2 separate regions of the Homo sapiens genome follow, and region 1 is linked to region 2. A link is an interaction called in ENCODE POLR2A ChIA-PET data of the cell type or tissue named here. Cell type or tissue: GM12878. All regions are shown on one strand. Links, peaks and the distances in the headings refer to the core of each region. The heading gives the core; the rest is flanking DNA.

What was found. ChIA-PET counts read pairs that join two places held together with the same protein. Peaks named below come from ENCODE experiments on the same cell type or tissue, not always from the same donor. Only the 100,000 strongest peaks of a DNase experiment are listed, where the experiment ranks them.
Region 1: POLR2A ChIA-PET joins it to region 2 with 5 read pairs; 2 of 35 experiments call an interaction of 5 or more read pairs at or near these places.

What each region holds. Positions count from the first base shown.
Region 1 is chr3:196,440,342-196,443,252 of GRCh38, forward strand. No RefSeq gene overlaps it. Among named protein-coding and RNA genes, the nearest start is that of UBXN7, 9.4 kb to the left of the region's middle. RefSeq lists a silencer at 1-29. In GM12878, for the core only: no CTCF peak of the experiment used is centred there; DNase peaks (open chromatin) are centred at 560 and 1,241; H3K4me3 peaks cover 728 bases; H3K27ac peaks cover 2,413 bases.
Region 2 is chr3:196,155,409-196,158,319 of GRCh38, forward strand. All of the region lies in intron 2 of LINC00885 (long intergenic non-protein coding RNA 885), which reads left to right. Among named protein-coding and RNA genes, the nearest start is that of LINC00885, 14 kb to the left of the region's middle. In GM12878, for the core only: no CTCF peak of the experiment used is centred there; no DNase peak of the experiment used is centred there.

The DNA of each region.
Region 1 (2,911 bases), core at 245-2,744, 290 kb after region 2:
CTACTCAGGAGGCTGAGGCATGAGAATCACTAGAACCTGGGAGGCAGAGGTTGCAGTGAACTGAGATCTCGCCGCTGCACTCCAGCCTGGGCAACGGAGTGAGACTGTCTCAAAAAAAAATTAAAAAAAGAAACATCTGTAATGTAAGAAGTGAAACTGGGATTTGAACCCAGACAAAATGAATTGACAGAAAGTTTGGGGAGGTGATGTGCATAGCAATTAGTATTTTAAAAAAAAGTTCAAAGAATAAAAATATTTCAGTTATTTTTCAGCACTTCTCAGGTGGGCCAATATCGCTACCACCAAAAAGACATATTATATTGTGGGACAGGCATTAAGTTGTTTAGGGTATTGGATGTTATGTCGGGAAAACGAAATTTAGCTAGCTTAAATAGCAAGGTGAGCTAGGGTAGGGCCTGTGTTGGGTACCACAGGGCTCCAGCTCTGCCTCTGATTCTCTTGACTTTCCCAGGACTGTCTGAGCTTTGTTCTAGGCTGGTAGCAAGACAGCTGCAGTAGTCTGAAGCATCACATTCAGGTACAGTGACATGCAAAGGAAGAAGCATCAGCTCATCTCTTCTGTGAGAAAGGACACATTTCCTAGAAGTCTCCTGGGAGAGACATTCCTTCAAAATTCGTCTGAATTGAGTCTGAATTGAGTCACAATTCTGTTCCTAAACCAGTCTCTGCCAAGGGATGTGAGATAAACATAACTGGTGTAGTAAAGCATATGGCTTTGTGGAGGAAGGTGGATACCTCCCCAAAGTTTGGTGCTTTTAAGGAGAAAGAAGGAGGGGAATGAATGTTAATTAGGCAATTAACAAAATCTGCTCCATTCATGAAGCTTCACTATGAGCACCGTGAAACATTCCCACACTTCCCTTCGTTCTGATTCCACCTTTACCTAGAATCTTTCTGATTGACACTTAACTTTTCCAGATTTCTTGATACTAGGAAAGTACTGAATGAGTCTGTCAGTCACTGAAAACATCTATCTCTCACTATTAAATTTAAAAATTGATATTTTGGTTTAGGGTTAGGGTTTTCTGTTCCTACGATTTTTGCTATTTCTAGAATGTTATGTAAATGGAGTCAAACAGAATGCAGTAGCCTTTCGAGTCTGGCTTCTTACACTTAGCATAATGCATTTAAAGTTCCTCATGGCGGTGTCTGCGTCTGTATCTTTTTCCTTTTCATTGCTGAGTATCAGTCCATCATAAGGATGCATCCCAGTCTGTCTATCCATTCCCCAGTTGAAGGGCATTTGGGTTATCTCGTTAGGGGCAATTATGAATAAAGCTACTATAAACTCATGTACAAGTTTCTGTATGAACATAAGTTTTCATTTCTCTTCTAAAAACACCTACACGAGGAATTGCTGGCTCATATAGTGAGTGTATTTTTTTTTTTTTTTTTTTTTTTGAGATGGAGTCTCACTCTGTCGCCCAGGCTGGAGTGCTGTGGTGCAATTTCGACTCACACAACCTCCGCTTCCCGGGTTCAAGCGATTCTCCTGCCTCAGCCTCCCGAGTAGCTGGGATTGGAGTCACCCACCACCATGCCTGGCTAATTTTTGTATTTTTAGTAGAGATGGGGTTTCACCATGTTGGCCAGGCTGGTCTTGAAGTCCTAACCTCAGGTGATCTGCCCGCTTCAGCCTCCCAAAGTGCTGGGATTACAGGCGTGAACCATCCTATCAGGCTGTGAGTGTATGTTTGACATTATAAGAAGCTGAAAAACTGTCCTGTGATTCCTTATTTTTTATTTAATTTTTATTTTTTTTTAGACGGAGTCTCGCTGTGTCGCCCAGGCTTGAGTGCAATGGCACAATCTCGGCTCACTGCAACCTCCGTCTCCCGGGTTCAAGCATGTTCTCCTGCCTCAGCCTCCCAAGTAGCTGAGATTACAGGCATGCGCCACCACTCCCGGCTAATTTTTGTATTTTTAGTACAGATGGGGTTTCTCCATGTTAATCAGGCTGGTCTTGAACTCCTGAGCTCAGGTGATCCACCCACCTCGGCCTCCCAAAGTGCTGGGATTACAGGCGTGAGCCACCATGCCTGGCCTGGCCTGTGATTCTTAAATGTCAATTTGGGGAAGATATCTGGCAACCATCACTTTAACCAAGTGATCCAACTTAACATTAATGAGTGGGACAACCTGATAATTTTGATGTGATGCGTTAGGAAATGTTCAGTATCACCTATGACATATTCTTGGCAAAACTGTACCAATCAAGCCTCTAGGCCTAATTTCCAGACTACAAAAAGTATAGGAAGATCAAGATACAAGTTAAAGGAGGCCATGAGGAAGCACTCAGGCAAATCTAGACTATGGGCATTCATAAGATAACTGTCCTGGTCTCTTCAAAAAGTGAACGTCAGCCGGGCTCGGTGGCTTACGCCTGTCCATCCAGCACTTTGGGAGGCCGAGGCAAGCGGATCACCTGAGGTCAGGAGTTCGAGACCAGCCTGACCAACACGGCGAAACACCATCACTACCAAAAATACAAAAATTAGCCTGGCATGGAGGGAGGCGCCTGTAATCCCAGCCACTGGGGAGGCTGAGGCAGGAGAATCACCTGAACCCAGGAGGCAGAGGCTGCAGTGAGCCAAGATCGTGCCACTGCACTCCAGCCTGGGCCACAGACCAAGACTCAGTCTCAAAAAAAAAAAAAATTAATTTAATTTAATTTAAAAGGCCAGGCACGGTGGCTCACACCTGTAATCCCAGCACCTTGGGAGGCCAAGGTGGGAGGATCACTGGAGGTCAGGAGTTGGAGACCAGCCTGGCCAAGAGAGGGAAACAGGGGAACTGTTATGAATGAAAAGAGAGTAAAGACATTACAGGAAGATGCAAAGCTTTGATTGAATCCTGGTCATTAAAAGCAATCTTCCTGCCTCGGCCTCCC
Region 2 (2,911 bases), core at 136-2,635:
TTCACCGTGTTAGCCGGGATGGTCTCGATCTCCTGACCTCGTGATCCGCCCCCCTCGGCCTTCCAAAGTGCTGGGATTACAGGCGGGAGCCACTGCGCCCGGCCTCAGACTTTTTGACGTAGGTGTTTAGAGCCACGAACTTTCCTCTTAGCACTGCCTTTGCTGTGTCCCAGAAGTTTTGACAGGTTGTGTCACTATTGTTGTTCAGTTTGAAGAATTTTTTAATTTCCATCTTGAATTAATTTTTGACCCAATGATCATCCAGGAGCAGGTTATTTAATTTCCATGTATTTGCGTGGTTTTGAAGGTTCCTTTTGGAGTTGATTTCCAGTTTTATTCCACTGTGGCCATGAGAGAGTGCTTGATAGAATTTCAATTTTCTTATATTTATTGAGGCTCGTTTTGTGGCCTATCATATAGTCTATCTTGGAGAAAGTTCCATGTACTGTTGAATAGAATGTGTATTCTGCGGTTGTTGGGTAGAATGTTCTGCATATATGTTAAGTCCGTTTGTTTCAGGGTATAGTTTTAATCCATTGTTTCTTTGTTGACTTTCTGTCTTGATGACCTGTCTAGTGCTGTCAGTGGAGTATTGAAGTTCCCCACTATTACTGTGTTGCTGTCTATCTCATTTCTTAGGTCTATTAGTCATTGCTTTACAAATTTGGGAGCTCCAGTGTTAGGTGCATATATGTTTAGGATTGTGGTATTTTCCTGTTGGACAAGGCCTTTCACCATTATATACTGTCCCTCTTTGTCTTTTTTAAGTGCTGTTGCTTTAAAGTTTGTTTTGTCTGATGAAAGAATAGCTACCCCTGCTCACTTTTGGTGTCCATTTGCCTGAAATGTCTTTTTCCAGCCCTTTACCTTAAGCTTGTGCGGGTCCTTATGTGTTAGACGAGCATCCTGAAGGCAGCAGATAGTTGGCTGGCGAATTCTGACCCATTGTGCAACTCTGTGTCTTTTAAATGCAGCATTTAGGCCATTGGCATTCAATGTTAGTATTGAGATGTGAGGTAGCATTCCATTCATCGTGCTATTTGTTGTCTATATGGCTCGGTTTTTTGTTTTTATTTTTTAAATTGTGTTTTTGTTTCATACGTCCTGTGAGATTTATGCTTTAAAGAGGTTCTGTTTTGATGTGTTTCCACGATTTGTTTCAAGGTTTAGAGCTCCTTTTAGCAGTTCTTGTAGTGCTGGCTGGGTAGTGGCAAATTCTCTCAGCATTTGTCTGGAAAAGACTGTATCTTTCCTTCATATATGAAGCTTAGTTTCACTGGATACAAAATTCTTGGCTGATAATTGTTTTGTTTGAGGAGGCTGAAGATAGGACCTGAATCCCTTCTAGCTTGCAGGGTTTCTGCTGAGAAATCTGCTGTTAATCTGATAGGTTTTCCTTTATAGGTTACCTGGTGCTTTTGCCTCACAGCTCTTAGGATTATTTCCTTCGTCTTGACTTTAGATAACCTGATGACTATGTGCCTAGGCGATGATCTTTTTGCGATGAATTTCCCAGATGTTCCTTGAGCTTCTTGTATTTGGATGTCTAGGTCTCTAGCAAGGCCGGGCACGTTTTCCTCGATTATTTCCTCAAATATGTTTTCCAAACTGTTAGATTTCTCTTCTTCCTCGGGAACACCAATTATTCTTAGGTTTGGGTGTTTAGCATAATCCCAGAATCCTTGGAGCCTTTGTTCATATTTTCTTGTTCTTTTTTCTTTGTCTCTGTTGGATTGGGTTAATTCAAAGACCTTGTCTTTAAGCTCTGAATTTCTTTCTTCTGCTTGTTTGAGTCTATTGCTGAGACTTTCCAGAGCATTTTGCATTTCTATTAGGTGTGTCCAATGTTTCCTGAAGTTTTGATTGTTTTTCATTTATGCTGCCTATTTCCTGGAATATTTCTCCCTTCACTTCTTGTATCATTTTTTTCCTTACATTGGGGTTCGCCTTTCTCTGGTGCCTCCCTAGTTAGCTTAATAACTCACCTCCTGAATTCTTTTTCAGGTAAACCAGGGATTTTTTTCTTGGTTTGGGTCCATTGCTGGTGAGCTAGTGTGATTTTTTGGAGGTGTTAAAGAACCTTGTTTTGAGTTGGTTTTCTGGTTCCTTCTCATTTTGGTAGTCTCTGTCAGAGGGAAGGTCTAGGGCTCAAGGCTGCTGTTCAGATTCTTTTGTCCCACGGGGTGTTCCCTTGATGTAGCACTCTCCCCCTTTTCCTATGGATGTGGCTTCCTGAGGACAAGCTATAGCGATTGTTATCTCTCTTCTGGATTTAGCCACCCAGCACGTCTACCAGGCTCCAGGCTGGTACTGGGGTTGTCTGCACTGAGTCCTGTGATGTGAACTGTCTGTGTGAGTCTCTCAGCCATGGATACCAGCACAGTATTTGGGGTGTCTCATGGGTCCTGCAGGAGCGATCTGCTTCCTTCATGGGGTCTGTGGGTGCTCTCAGCTTTCCTGCTTTATTCCTGCAGTCATTCCAGAGCAAAAATTCACTATGTGAGTCTCCACAGCTGCTCTGTCCATCTGAGTCACAGCTGCAATCTAGTCCTGCCTCCCGTCCGCCATGATCCCTGTAACTCTCTATTTATTATTATTAATTATTATTACTGAGACAGAGTCTCGCTCTGTTGCCCAGGCTGGAGTGCAGTGGCACAGTCTCAGCTCACTGCAACTCCGCCTCCTGGATTCAAGGGATTCTCCTGCCTCAGCTTCCCAAGTAGCTGGGATTACAGGTGTGTGCCACCACGCCTGGCTAATTTTTCTACTTTTTGTAGAGACAGGACATTGCTTTGTTGGCCAGGCTGGTCTCGAACTCCTGACCTCAGGTGATCTGCCCACCTCAACCTCCCAAAGTGCTGGGATTACAGGCGTGAGACATGGCACCCGGCCTGAACCCAGATTTTCAACT